Linked DNA regions of Homo sapiens: region 2 is linked to region 1. Evidence: chromatin loops called from intact Hi-C (ENCODE). Cell type or tissue: endothelial cell of umbilical vein. All regions are shown on one strand.

Region 1 (8,000 bases):
TCAGACAGTAATAAGATAAAATGGGGAAACTATAAACTAAAAATATTAGACCTGAAAATGCACTATTTTATTAGATATCTTCCATCATGTAATATAATTATAATGGTACTTGCCCTGTTCCACCCCACCCCCATTTTAGTGTAATCTCATTGAGGTCAAGACTGTCTTACTCAGTAACTTTCTCCCTTATAGTACTAAAAAAGTATACATTAGACATAGTAGGAACTAAATTAGTTAAAAACTTAGATACTTTATATGGAAAAGATTACTCTTAATAGCTAAGGAGTAATAGGAATTCTCTCCAGGGATAAGCTCAGTATACGTATGTTCCACCCTACCTTACCATTACTAAACACAGTTGTTCTAGAAAAATACAATATTTTTAGAGCTACATTTTGCTTTTGATCATCCTTTGTTTACTTAGGACATCCAGTTTTGCTTAGGACAGAAGGAAATACACTGAAAAGGACAGAAGGAAAGACACTGAAAAGAGAAGGGAAGCCTTTGAAAGATAAAAACTAGCAGGAGGCTCTTCAGAAGAAGGAACCATATGAGTGGAGTTGATTGGTACCCTGGGTTCCAGCTGTTAGATCCAAGGCAGATGGGCTTTGCTCTGCCCTGCAAATGCTTGTGTCTGGCCAACAATCACACGGCACAACAGCCAGATTCCAGCAGTGAAAGGCAGAGCGGAGAGACATTTTTTTTCCTGGCACTTGTCACTCTTTGGATGCTATCTGCATTAAAGATTTAAATTAAATTAATATTGCTGGCCATATGCTCTGTATACTGTAGTTATATAGTGTTGTCTTGGTTGCTAGCTACTATGGATGCTGTGGCTAAGCAAATTGTTGCCTTAGCCACCAGACACATTTTTAGTACAAGCTCTGACTTTTTAATGTTACCTCCTTCTCTTCAGAAAACTGTTTCTTGGGTAGATATGATGTGCTATGTCACTAGGTTAAATTATTTAGATGTTGGTTAGCCCATCAATTCCAAGAATACATTTATATTTCTTTCTTTTTATTGTTGACTCATTCACAGGAGGTTGTAGAATGCCCATTTATCCATTACATGGTCTATCACTGAAATGATGGGACTGATGAGTAGAGTTGAGAAGACTTAGAAAGTCTTTCTCCTGCCCTTAACCACCCCCGACCCATCCTTCTTGGTTTAACACATGTCACCCTTTCAAGTTAAATTCAAGTTGTAATTTCTGTACCTTGAGTGCCTTCTTTCTACTTTTAAGATGGTAAATTGCCCTGAGAAAAGCAATATATTGCCAAATACTATGTTACAAATGAGTTTACAAAATTATTTAATTCTCTGAAAGAAGAGAAAGATAGGAACACATGAGAACATTGGGCAGCTAATAAGAGGAGTAGAGGGACTGGAATGGAGGGAAGAAATGAAGAAGAGCGATGGTCTCTGAACTCTTTGCTCAGACTGGGACTCACTTGAACCATCACCACCCCCTAGAGTAAGAACAGCAGATGGTTTCCATCCAGGACTCATTTGCCATTTGATGGGCTTCTTGCACCTTTTCCTTTGGTACATACTGTATAAAAATGCCATTAAAGCCATTTCTTGATATGTAGCTAGAGCAGTGATTCAAGTGGAATATGCCTTCTTCCCATTGTATAAAAGAACCTTTGATGGGAAAATAGATCTTTAACTTTGAACTATTGGCAGAAAATTAAATATAGGATCTGACATTTAAACTTATGGACAAAAAGTGAGGGTTACATTTCTGTGGTAAGGACCATCATATTTGAATCTTTAGTATCAAAGAATAAAAAGATAAGCAAATTAAAAGTCTCTAAACAGAATATACCTTTTGTAGAGGGTTTAAAGTAAATATATATTGGCAATATCATCTCTTATAATTAACTTTCGTAATATGAAGCCATTACTTTTTTTAAGCATGGAGGAAGGATTGCATTAAAAAAACATATACATACAGTTTGCATGCCAGTAACTTTAGGTGTTTAAGAATAAAATACAATTAGTGTATTTTTATTAAATTCTGCAGAACATCTGCTTATTTCCAGGGGATCTGGACACTAAGCCACTAGAATTTTGTTTTTGATTAGGTACACACTGACTGGTCATGTGGACATTTTATGTTTTGGTTATAAACTATAAGTCTTTAGATTTGAAAGCATCGTGGTTTCGTGTAACTGGATGTAATTATTCCCAACCGGGTTTAAAATCAACATCTTAGCAATGTTTTACAGACTACTTTAAAAGAAGTTATGTACAAGAGGCTTGATCATATAAAAAGAATCTAAACTCAATCATTTCTCTTGTGGACTTAGTTTAGATTATTTCCAGTTGATCTGTATTTTCTACTTTCTAAAGTTAAAAGCTGCATTTTCCTTAATTCAAAAGTATGTGTTTAAAAATCCATTCATTTAGATGCCTTGGTTTATAGAGTTATCCTGTTGCTACTGACTTAAAAAGAAAAAAAAATCTGTAAACCTGCCAAGTGTGGGAGTAATAGTTGGAAGGAGCTTTGTATGCTGTTGGAGGAAGATAGTACAGTGTTGTAGGAAGATTTGGAATAGATTACTGATATAGTCAATTCTTGAGTGTGAAATACCACACTGTCTAATATAACATTCTAGAAGAAAATTAATAAAAGACAAATGTAAGGAAAACATGCATCTTCATAAAATATAGAGCAATTTCAGCTGTCTATTCAAGGACTTTAATTTTTACTTCATAAAAAATAGCATTCTGAAATCATGAAGCTAAAATGAACACCTAAGTACTCTTGATTCCCAGTTTTTAAGAAGTATGGAAGGAAGGCATGATCAAAATTAAGTCAATTCATAATTCTTAGCACTTAGCCCAATATCTCCCAAGAGATACTGTGTTTATATCTCATAAACACAATGCTTTGGTTTAGTAACTATCTCTGTTGAATGAATGAATGAATGAGTAAATGAATGAATGACCTGCCAACTACATTTAGCTGACAGTTTTAGTTTGGGTATACATGTAATTTTTAAACTAATTACTGGATCCCACTAAAGAGCAAAATAGCCCTGAAATTAAAGGGGTCTGAAACAAAATATTGGACTATGGGTCAGTTTTATTTCTTCCTTGTGGTTTTGTGTAATTTTCCAAATTTTTGATAACAAATATTATGTACCAAATTTTTTTCAAGATACATACATTGTTAGAATTTATCATAAAATGAAATATAAATCACAGCTCTACTAACTCATATCTCATCTATGATTCAAATTGCAGAGGCCCTGCTTTTGCAATAAAGGCTACTTTTGAAAACAAATGTAATTATAGCCAAACAACATTTCTAGGGTTAAGTTAGAGAAAGAAGAATTTTATCTTGACTTAATTCAGTTTCTACAAGTCAAGGAAACTGAATTAATGTTTCTGCCACTGAAACAAAACCAGATCAGTTGTATTTTGTAGTGTTGAGAATGTTTATTCCTTCCTGAGAAATAACCAAGATATGTTTTGGATGCCAGTGTTCTTGTTTCAAGTATAGTCATGTTTGAATGACTTAAAAAAAAATAATCACACTAACCAATAAAAAAAAATCCCCTGCTGTCCCTGATAGAGGCAAAATATTGAACCAGGATGGATGGATAATCTGAGCCACTGTTGGAGTTGGTAGTTGACTCCTATGACTAATGGTAGAGGTATCTGTCTAGGTGGACCACATGGACCTAGTTATCTGCCCACTGGAATGACACAATGGGGAGATATCCGATGAATATCATGGAACATCTGTGAATGGATCACAACTATGCCTGATGTGAATCATTCTTCCCTCAAAAATTCTAAAGTTTAATAGTTAAAAAATTCCAAACTGTTGTCGTCACATAAACTTCATTGTTTGGCTTATTTTAGGGGTTGGGAGGGAAGGAATACAATACATACTCTAGGACATTTTGCCAGTAAGTTGTTTGACTATGTTTAAGACCCCTAAGTTTAGGAAAACATAAAAAATGGTTGCAGAAGGTGATCAGCAAGAGCCCTGGGTCAGTGCAAGCAATAAAAAAGACTAACTGCTCACCACTGTCATGGAAGCTACAGGATTTAAGTGTCATGAGCTTGGTGGATTTAATAGTTTGCCCTGTCAGTCTTTAAATTTAAAGGGCTTAGTTAAAGGTAGGTGTGCATAACATGATAACGGAGGCACTCCCACCTGCAGAATTTCTATGATTTAGGGGAACTTGGGGGAAGCATTTGGTGTGTAGCTCTTTAGGTGACAGTTTCTTTCACTGAATGATCCTGTTTCACATATATTTCCCTAATTTGTGATCACACTGTTTTTTTAGGGCATTATTACTTGAAACAACTGGGAAAAAAAAAAGAAAAACAACTGAAGGATTGTGTGGGATTAGCTAGGTGTGAAGCTGTGGTTTCCTGGATACTGCTAATGCTGCTTTTACAACTCTTTCTGGGTAATTTAGCCTACCTGTTTATAGAGATGGGGTGGGTGAGTGGGGGAATAGCTTAGTGTGTGCTTTTATTTCTATTGCCAGGAGTAACCTGTTACCGCTATATGATCTGAAACATTTAGCATTGTCTTGTAGTTTGACGTGTTTCTCTTTGATATCTTGATATACCTGTCTGCTTCTTTTGTTTCCTTGACACTAAAGAGAAAATGAGTATACATAAAATCTGTTCATCAGGAACATTTACAAATACGAGTGTGTGTTTGTGTGTGTCTTTATATTTTGTGAAATGTGAGCAAGTTATGGTGAATATCTTTGCCAATAATTGACATATATTTAATATTTTATAAACTGTATGAGAATATTTTTAGCTGTGGTAAACATATCACATAGACTAATTTTTTAAAATGAGATAAATTAATATTTGAATGAACTGTGTATGTATGTATTTGACAGTGGTATAATCAACAGGGGTCAACTCTGTTCGAATAAACAGACTAGTTGGTTACAGTCCAAAAGAGGCCCACTGCAATCTCTAATTTCTAAACAATGAATGGGCTTTTAGAGAGATAAATATATAAACGGAAGAAAAAATGAAATGTGTGGATGTGATGTATTCCTAACAAAAACTAAATAGATGGGATTTGTTCTACAAAATATCAAAAAGTAAATTTGTCCCTATTGTTCTATTTTTAAATAAATATACAATCATTGTTTTGCATTGAAATGCATATTTGTACATTTTATTTGATAATATTATTTTGGGAAATTGTAATCTGTTGTTTTGTTTGTTTGTTAAGGGAAGCACGAAGAAGAATTTACAAATGTGAATAAAATTGTTTAAGATTACCAATAGTTTCTTTTCTGGACTTGAAATAGTTACGTTTCTAAATATGAGAAAAATAACTTTGCCTAAAATTTCAGTATAATGACCAGGTCTTCTCTCCATTTTAGAGAAGCAGTCCAATGTGGAACAGATAAGACGGCAGCGATCCAGTGAGGTCAATTCCCCACAGAGGAAAGCTATGCATACCTAACTTAATGGAAGGTAAACTTCTCTTCAATTAATGATGTCCTCCTTTTCTCAAGGTGTCCAAAGACAGGAGGTGGTCTGTAAAAGGTTGGATGACAACTCCATTGTCCAGAACAATTACTGTGATCCTGACAGTAAGCCACCTGAAAATCAAAGAGCCTGCAACACTGAGCCCTGCCCACCTGAGTAAGTAAGGGAAAGAAATGAGAATTATTTTCTTCAGGTGCAAAGAGAAAAACATTATGTATTCATGTTTGGAAATATATTTATATGATGAGAATAAATTAGGCTGAAAAAAGGTAGAAAACATCCTGAGAGGGAGGAATTTTGATGTCTCTTTTAGTGAGCAAAGATTCCTATTTATCCATAGATTTCAGTCATTAACTTCTTTAAAGCAGGAACTTCAATGAATTTTGTTCTGACACAATGCTGGAAATGATCATATTTCATCAATTCTAAAGCACACATCTTTTCACATTTTAGCATCTCTGAAATTAGGATTCAACTTGCAGCTAATGGTGTCTTACTATAATAATTGACATTTTTCCCCTCTCTTAATGGCACATAAAAAAAAAGTCTTAGATGTAATAAAATATAGTGATTTATTTACACTCCTGTCTTTTCTACATATTTGTCCTAAAGATCTAAAGACCTCTTTTTTTTTTTTTTTTTTTTTTTTTTTTTTGAGACGGAGTCTCGCTCTGTCGCCCAGGCTGGAGTGCAGTGGCGCGATCTCGGCTTACTGCAAGCTCTGCCTCCAGGGTTCATGCCATTCTCCTGCCTCAGCCTCCCAAGTACCTGGGACTACAGGCGCCCACCACCACACCCGGCTAAATTTTTTGTATTTTTAGTAGAGACGGGGTTTCACTGTGTTAGCCAGGATCACCTCGTGATCCGCCCGCCTCGGCCTCCCAAAGTGCTGGGATTACAGGCATGAGCCACCGTGCCCAGCCAAGACCTAAAGACTTTTAAAATGGTTTAGAAATACTCTGGAATAGAATATCAGGGCTTTAATTTGCTGACCCAGTTTAAAGTTCTGTTGTTGTAAGGCATCCTATATTCTGAGTGTTGGGTACAGGCATAGAGGTATACTTCAGTCTCTTTCTGTTGATTAATGCAGCAATACAACTCACTGTAAAGGGATTAACAAGGAGAGAGCCCATTCATTTTAATGATGGTTTTAAATGAGACCTGCTCTCAATGAGCCACACATTATAATCTGTAAGAACAGAAATGTTTCTTGATTGAGCAAAAGGCTCAAGATGATTATGTGATGTTGAGTTGATCACGACAAAAGTAATCTTTGTAGAGATTTTGCCTGATTGAAAACTGCAAGAGAAAACATGTGTGATTGGCATTTCATTCTTGTTTGAGAAATTGGATGAACTGTTATCTTCCTGGTTAATTAATCATCCCAACATGAAACTGATAAGGCAAAAGAGAATAAGCAAATGAATTTGTATGTTCCAAACTCTCTACAACTGGAGAGAAAAACTTTATAATGAAGCTTCTCTAAAAATGACTAGAGTGGAGCTACATAAACATGGAAGTTAAAATACATAAATAATCCATGTCCCAAATAACGTTTAAACCAAGGTGCATTTCTTGTTCAAGGTGCATTTCTTGTTCCAAAGCAATAATGCCTTTTGAACTTCCATTATTTAAAGTCAGTGTCTGCCTGAACATTTGAATCTTAAAGGTGATACTCACTACTAGTCCCTTGAAGAGGTGTAGGGTATTGGCAACCAAATAAGAAGCACAAGGAATCTAGAGTGATAGTTTTTGTTCTAAGACTTTTGCAATTTTACATTGAGTTCTTTTCAAAATGTTATCACCATATAACTAATCTCTTAAAATCCAGACATGGGAAAGTATCAAAATGTGACCTATCATATGTGTTACAAAGACAAGTTATTAAATTTTTTTCACATTCCTCTTTTCTGCCAATTATTTTTATAAATTTATCTCAAGAGAAACTGAGAAACTGTAGAGCAATGCGATGCTCAAAATCCATGGGCCAATTTTGTCCCTTTCTATGTTTCCAGTAACTTCAGCATATTTTCATGTCATTGTGAGTCTCAGTCTATTACGTTAATTCTCTGACATTCAGGATCTTAAGTAGTATATTTGGCATTTGATCAGCCTGTGAAGGCATCTGAGTGAGCCTGGTCACACCCTATTCCATTTTGGCCTAAGCTTTTTCATTTGTTTAAGCTTAAAAGTTTAAATGTCCAGTGTCCTTAAAGATTTCAGTTGTTGGTCATTTCATCCCATAAGTTGTGTGTTTGAGTATTACATTGGAGGTTTGTTTTTGTTTTTTAACAGTTTAAGGATAATTGACATATTGATGTACACTATTAAAATTAAGCTTTCTATCTCCTTATGTAGTTCTGAAGTGAAGTTACTTACTTAAGTTTGGAGATGGGGAATGGAATTCAAAAGAAAAGATACAGAGAATATGGGAAAAATAGAAAGTTTAGTCTGATGGGTTTTTTTTAAAGACCTAAATGTAGATACTTAAAATATTACTCATTATT
Region 2 (8,000 bases), 64 kb before region 1:
TAAAATCATATACTACATTGATGTTTACTACTACCAAAGGAGAAAAGTAGCCATAATTATAAAGAGATCCATTTTTATAAATAACAAAGGAGGAAAACAAAACACGAACACTTCTGCAGAGATCAAAATCAAACAAGTTGTTCCGTAGGTTTTTAACTTTTTTGAAGGTATGTATGCGTTGAACTATTTTAAAAGTTTCCCTAATCTAAACCATATTGGAATCAAGAACTAAAATTAGTTTCCATTTTATAGTTAAGGAAACAAAAGAGAAGAAAGAAAAGTGACTTGCTTTGGATCAAAGATATTGCTAGAACTGAAGTTTGTAACATAAAGTCCTACACAGACCAAAGTTGTTAACTTGTTAGCTAGTTAACTAAGTTGTTAACTAGTATTAAATTAGAGACTACACTCTTGTCAACTGCTAGGTGACTGATACTTATATTACAAATTATTTACCCATTAATGTTTGTTACTTAACTTTCTGATAAAATTACCTATTATGATATAGCTCCATGGAATAGATATAACCAAAGCATGAATTTATGCAGTATAAGGCCTTTTAGCAAACCATTTATGAAATACTACTGTTGTGTAGACTTTAGTGATGAACACTGAGCAGCATTTTACGAAGTGAATATTGTATTTATCATTTACCTAAAGAATGACTTTAGTTCATGTGACTTTTCTCACTGCCCTACATTTTGTGAGCATTCTAGAAATGTGTAATAATATTAATAAATACTTTGGAACCTACATCTTTAAGTATTCTTGTAGCTCTCACAATTCTTTTGTCACCTGACAAATGAAAAAACCTGACTATTTTTTCTCTACAAATCATAGGTATATACAAAGAGGTCTGAAATAACGTGTATCTACAGCTGTGTTTAAAAAAAAAACTCTAGTATTATTTTGTATTTTATGTAGTTATAAAAATCCAGTAAAGCATGTTATTCTTTAATGTCTTCAAATACATAATCATACACCTCCAATGGATTTTTTTTTACCACTAATTTTTTTACGTATTTTAGACAGATAATCCCTTTTCTACTAGTATGTGATCTTGGGCAAGTCAATTCCTTTAGGTTCTGGTGTCCTCATCTGAAAAACTGAAGTGCTTAGGCCTTATGAATTCTGAAGTTCCTTTGAGCTTTAGATTCAACTCTGTGATTATATAAAATAAATGTAAAATCAAGCTTTAATGTTATTTGAAATCAATAATGCTAAGTTTCCAATTTGAAAAAATAGGCATGTTTTAAGATTTGAAGTTTCTGAAAGTGTCAGTTCTCATTAATTGCAGACAGGGAAAAAAAAAAGCAGTTAATTGCTGGCCAGGACTATACTGCTCAGTTATTTGCATAGGAAAACTGGGTGCAAACATAAATATTTTTACACACAGTTACTTGTAGTAAGAAAACCACAAAACTGGAGATTATTTGGCCAGATGTTGTGACTTTTGTATAGGTGCAGATCTGATGCAATTAACATATCACTATAAAAATTGTTCTTCAAGACCAACTAGCTAAGTCGTAAGTTTTCAAGTGGAACATTTTCTCCTTCTCAAGTATACATTATCAGTAACCCTGATCACAGGGTTGATACTATATTATTGGTTTAGCCAGCTGCCTCTTCTTCATCATTCTGAACAGATGATCTTTTTTTCTTCATGATAATTTTTATTGCTCAAAACTCAATAATCTTTCTTAATATCCTGTTTTAATATATATCAGACTTAGGGTCAGATATTCTTCCCTACAGCCAAGGAAATGTTAACTTCCTCTTGCCTAATTTTTTATAGACAAATAATTGCTCAGCACTGCTCTAAAAAGTCCGTTATGCTGTTACAACTAGCACAGCTCATTGATTGTCAATTTGGTACCATCTACTAGGAAACAAATATGAATTTGGTTTCTTTACCCTCCAGTATCTCCAGTTCCTTCCTGCCATGTGATAACCAAAATAGGACACAATTCCTTAATTTAACTACTTATTAATTAATCTAATTAATTTTTGTTGCATACATACTATGTGCCAATTAATTAATCTAATAAATTTTTGTTACATACACACTACATGCCAAGTGCTATTCTAGGCATTCATTGTTTCCAATAAAACGTTTTGTGGTGATGCAAATGTTCTGCATCTGCTCTGTCCAACATAGTAGCCACTAGCTACCTGTGGCTAGTGGGTCTGAGGAACTGAATTCTTCAATTAATTTAAATTTAAATAGCCACAAGTGACTCTTGAGGCTTTTACATTACAAAGAAGTAATTTGATAAGTAAACAGGGCAATTTAAAGTAGTGGTAAGTGGTAAGAGGGAACTAAAGCAGTAGGACAGAATCACTGTTACATGGTCTGGGAGCAGGAAAGGGTATTGAGGTATCATTTTAGAATGAGGATGGTCAAGGAAAGATCTCTCTGTTGAAATGACACTTGACCTGAGACTGAAAGATGAGAAGACAGCAGTAGAAGGAATTGGGAACAAAGCATTACTAGAAGGACCAGTAAATTCAGATGCTCTAAGGAGGAACAAGATTAGTGTATGAAGGTGGAAATCCAATGTGTCTGGAGTAATCTGTGTAAGAGAGAGAATGGGGCTGAGGAAGGAGGCAGGGGCTAGATCACTAAATCTACTGTTGATCAGTGTTATGGAAATAGGAAACCACTGAGTTTTTTTAAGCAAAAAGGTGGCATAATGTGATAGCATGTTTTTAAAAGATCTTTCTAAATGCTCTCTGGAAAATAGATTCTAGGAGAAAAAAGTAGAAGCACAATGATCAGGTAAGAAGCTACTCCATTTGCCAGTTTGATCTAGAGTATAGCGATGAAGAAGGTGAAAAGTAAAAGAATTCCAGGGATATTCTGGAGATAAAACCAACAAAGCTTGGTGATAGAATTAGTATAATAAACTGATCACTTTCTAAGTACCACATCATGATCCCTTTTCATTTTAATATAAGGTTGAATTTTTATTAAACAACCTAACATTGATGACATTTGTTCAACTTTGCTGATAACCATGTTCCTTATTGTTATTCATATAAACAAATGACTTTCATAGTAGCATTATTTTGGTGTGTCAAAGTTTGATAATTTGAAAAATGCATCAACAAAAGTCTACAAATGCTTGGTTTAAAAAAGACTTTCATTTTGCCATATTCTGCAAATAAGATTTATCATGCTAGAGTTATGAGTTGATTTTGTGATGTCTGTGTCTCAATAAATTATTCCTGGCTTTCTACTTAGGTGCAGTATGTGTGGTTTATTACGGAGAGTAGAGCTGAGCAGAATTCCAGTACATATGTTCATGTGGGGGCCATACACATGGCTAGTCAGTGTATACAAGGGTTTTTTTGTACCCAGTCCCTAATGTCTTGGCATTACTTTTATTATGTCTGCAGTGCTCATGTAGATGAAATGCCACAACACATTCTTTTACTATTGTAGCCTCAACCGGCTTTTTTTTTTTTTTTTTTAAGAAAGAGCAATTACCATCATAAAAATTCCTTACTGGGGAACCTTCCATATTGCGTTATCATTCCATGAGTCTAATAATAGTGAAATATAAAGAAAAATTTTAAATAAAATACTAAAATATCTAAAAAAGACTTTGAGGTCTATAGCTAGCTCTATAATGAGAAACACTAAAAGTCAAGAGGAATAGAAACAAGGGAAAAGAAGCAATGTGACTTTTTTTTAGAACTCCCAATACAGGTTAGAGGCTTATAAATCATGGTCTAGCTAAGATAATTCGCAAGTCACATGCACATTCACCAGTGTCTAAACACAGTTAGAGAACTATCTGTCTGTTATCAATTGGGAGAATGCTAATGCCTATAGTTGGTCAGTACCTGACCCTTATGTATTTCTATCCTGATAGCTCTATCTGCCTAAAAGCTAATTCTGTGTTTTCTGTGAAATCTTGCAGTGGTGTTATCAGGGAGATTGTGTTCCTTTTGGCACTTGGCCCCAGAGCATAGATGGGGGCTGGGGTCCCTGGTCACTATGGGGAGAGTGCAGCAGGACCTGCGGGGGAGGCGTCTCCTCATCCCTAAGACACTGTGACAGTCCAGCGTAAGTAGCTAAAGTAAGCCGGAGCCAACAAAAAGACACAGTTGGAAATGATTCAAAGCTGTGGTTTCACATGTTATCTGTAAAAACGTTTCGCTAGTGAGCCAAGTACTTGTCTTCAGAACAAGCCATAGGCACAGGAAAGTGGAGGAGCTTTGTTAGACAGACTTTCTTCTTCTTCCTTTCCCCTTATTGTGTAACCAAAAATAAAATGTAAAAAATAGAAAGTATTGTGTATCTGTCCCAGATAAGCCAGACTTTTAATCTAATAATAATCAGATTTCCTCCTCCAAAAACTACTGAATTATGGATGAATCCAGATCTGGTCTTAGCTACATTACTATTATTCCCAGGAAACCTAAGGTCTTTTCACATGTCACATAAAATTATTACTGCTACATCAGTATTAAAAGGACCAATGAGAGCACTTCAAGGGTTGAAATGCCTTGATTCGCATCACAAATCACAATGAAAAGAATACTGCCCATGTGTTAAAATAGTTTCCATTCATATGCCCCCATTAATCATCTTCCGGAGCTGCCACCACTTTTCTCCCCATGACTGTTTTATGCAGGTCAGACTGCACCTCTTCCACCACTGTTTTCTCCAGCCAGAGTCCCCCTGGCACAAGGCCAGCACCATCAGTATTCTTTGCTAGCTCTGTTGCTTCTCCCTCCTACCAGTGCTCCATGCCCATTACAGGTGAACGGTTCCTCTAGTTGTACTTTCTTGTCCTCCCTGAGACTAAACTGTTCTTTGGCTGCCGCATGTCAAGTGCCCATTTTTGTCTAGAACGCTGGTTGAGGACCTTCTTTCCCAGCTAGTATTTGATGGAGAATGATGTTATGATAACGGCTTTTCCTTTTTTTTTTCTCATTCTGAAATAAAAGATGGTCTATTTTTATTTTTTAGTTTTTCTCCATTTTTAACTCAGGATCCCTCTCTTTGGTTCCTGTCTCCAACTGTCTTTTTTCTTTTCTTTTACTCTTTTTAGCTTGTTTTGCTTTATGTTAGTTCTGTGTTTCCATTCTCCCACTTCCTATCAATTATTCCTCTCTTGCTAAACAGAGCTTCCTGTTACCCATTCATAAACCAGTCATGCTACCACCATCCCCACTATCTTGTTTTTGTCTGACCAACCCATTTCTCTCAAGCTGGTTCAAGCTGAGCCATTTCCCTTCCTTACTTAGAGTCAGCATTCACTGGCATTCAAAATATATTCAAAATGTAGCTTTAATGATCCCATTGATACCAGTGAGCCAAAATTATAATTTAGACTTGATCTTTTTAAAAAAATTACAGAATAACTAACGTAAGTTCAACTGAAAGCTGCTATAAATTAATCAAAGTATAAAAAACCCTGTGATAAATAATATACCCAGATACTTAAGGGAAAAAACTGGACCTCTTTTAAAAGAAGAAATTAGTTGTTTTTATCACTCAATGGTAGTATGCCCAAATAATAGCAATGGTTTTCCCTAATGTTAAATCCTTTAAAGATTAACTTATATTAGTCAAATATTTGACGTCTTACTGTTTCATTAATTTTGGTGAAATATAAAATATTTAGTATTTATATAATGCAAAGCCATCTGATTTTTAGATTTAAATTTTTAAACTTCATGGACTATTTTGAAATAAGATGGAAATTTGTTTTTGCATTATTCACTTTGAATGAAAGCTATTTCCAAGGAGTTATTTCATGTCTCCTTGCTTCCTGTCTGGAGTAAAAACAAACTTTCCATTTCCTAGTTGGTGAACATATAGCATCAGATTATGGATTTTGTTGAATATGATTTAAATGGCTTTTCATTATAAATAAGTGATTTTTACTATGATAATTAGAAAATATATTGATTCAATTGATTTTCTTGAGAATGTAAATCATGACAATTAAGAATCTTATAAATTACTAGTAAATTAATACAAAATTAATAGTACTATTAATAAAATTAATAATAAACTGCCTTAATTTTTATGTTCAACAACCATAATTATTGCTAACAATCACCAGCATGATTACTTTAATAATTAAAACATGTCAAATGATATATTTTTTGAAAGTAAACTTTAGTATGTTTTCATCAAGTAATATATATACTCTTTGTATGGACAGATGTATTAGTATTCACATTTTAAACACAATGTTTTTTCAGACCTTCAGGAGGTGGAAAATATTGCCTTGGGGAAAGGAAACGGTATCGCTCCTGTAACACAGATGTAAGTAAAACCAAACTCTGTTATGAAAAATTAGCTTACTCTTTCCCTAGAGTAGGGAAATTTTTTTAATTTTAAACTATTTGATAAGAAATACATGTGTGTGAAGGTCACATTAATTTTCTAAATTGTTAATAATGAATGGAGCTGGCCTCAGCTCCATCAATTCCATTAATAAGGGTCAAGGGGGAGCTCCAGTACTGGGAACAAGTATATTCTTCCCCAACAGATATCAAGAGAGGCACACACACCCTGAACTGCCCTGCCCCACACACTCACAACTTCAACACCACTATCTTTCTTGACTCCACAGAATTAATCTTATTATGCCCTTTATTCCATTTTATGTTTGCCACTGCAAGAAGCCCCAGACTCCTACATTATCCCTCATCCAATAGATAAGATGCTGTATATTTCCTCCTCTGTTCTGTTTTGTATCCCTGCCCAACTACTGAAACTTCTTCTGTACTTTCAGGAATTCAAAACCCCTAATACTCACTTCTCTGAATTTTCCTTCCTTTCACCTTCTTACTTTAATGGAAACTAGCTCTTCCTCTGAAGATATTGCTTCTCCTATAGTCTTCAAACTGGGTAGGCTTTTGTTTTCTCTCTTAGCCCTTGAATGACTGAGCCTCAAAGTGGATTGACAATGTTTATATCTCATTACTCCTCCAGATCACTCTTCCTCCCCCTATCTAAAAACCACAGCTTTTAATTAATGTCATTAGACTGTTAACATTTTCATGCTTTCCACCTCTACTACTGTCTTAATTCTTGGTGATTTTATAAATATGCAGATGATTGTTCACTTCTGAATTTTTTTCATAAACATACAAACATTCTCCTATCTGTAAACAAACAAACCAAAAAACCATGCTAGTTATTTTCCCATTGCCTTGTTTCCCATTGAAACAAAATTTCTCAAAAGACTTGTCTGTACTTACTGAATCCATTTCCTCTCTTCACATTATTTTTTCTAGAATTGCTCCTATCAGGTTTTTGCCTTGATCATTCTATGGAAATACTCTTGTTAAGTCACAGGTGATTTCCATGCTGTTAAATCTAATAGTCAATTCTAAGTCTTCAGCTTACTACTTCACTTTCAATAGGCTTCCGGGAAACTACAACATTTTAGTTGTTCTTTTACATTAATGCTTACTCCTCTTCCTCCTTCATTGGCTCCTACTCTTTTTGTTTGTTTGTTTGTTTGTTTGTTTGTTTGTTTGAGACAGAGCCTTGTTCTGTTGGCCAGGCCAGGCTGGAGTGCAGTGGCGCCATCTTGGCTCACTGTAACCTCTGTCTCCTGGATTCAAGCAATTCTCCTGCCTTGGCCTCCCGAGTAGCTGTATTACAGGTGTGTGCCACCACACCTGGCTAATTTTATATATATATATATATACACTTTTTAGTAGAGACTGGGGTTTCACCACATTGGCCAGACTGGTCTCGAACTCCTGACCTCAGGTGATCCACCCGCCTCGGCCTCCCAAAGTGCTGGGATTACAGGTGTGAGCCATCATGCCCGGCCAGCTCCTACTACTCTTTACTCTGACCTCAATGTTAGAGTACCCAAGAGTTAGTCAGTGGCCTGTGTCTCTGCTCTACCAATACTCCTTTCTTTGGTGATCTTATCTGGTTCCATTGCTTTTGTACCATTTATTTGCCATTTGACCCAAAATTTATATCTTCAGCCTGTACTTCTTTCATGAATTCC

What was found. Hi-C counts contacts between places; a loop is a spot of excess contacts. Peaks named below come from ENCODE experiments on the same cell type or tissue, not always from the same donor. Only the 100,000 strongest peaks of a DNase experiment are listed, where the experiment ranks them.
Region 2: it touches region 1 in a loop (2.4-fold over the local background); 2 of 110 quality-filtered maps call a loop at or near these places.

What each region holds. Positions count from the first base shown.
Region 1 is chr5:65,194,671-65,202,670 of GRCh38, reverse strand. It overlaps ADAMTS6 (ADAM metallopeptidase with thrombospondin type 1 motif 6), which reads left to right. Exons shown (of 25, transcript NM_197941.4): 21 at 5,520-5,649. Among named protein-coding and RNA genes, the nearest start is that of ADAMTS6, 280 kb to the left of the region's middle. In endothelial cell of umbilical vein, no CTCF peak of the experiment used is centred here; DNase peaks (open chromatin) are centred at 2,480 and 3,740; H3K27ac peaks cover 3,868 bases.
Region 2 is chr5:65,258,889-65,266,888 of GRCh38, reverse strand. It overlaps ADAMTS6 (ADAM metallopeptidase with thrombospondin type 1 motif 6), which reads left to right. Exons shown (of 25, transcript NM_197941.4): 13 at 3,927-4,072; 14 at 6,226-6,289. Among named protein-coding and RNA genes, the nearest start is that of ADAMTS6, 220 kb to the left of the region's middle. In endothelial cell of umbilical vein, no CTCF peak of the experiment used is centred here; DNase peaks (open chromatin) are centred at 4,138 and 4,518; H3K27ac peaks cover 1,644 bases.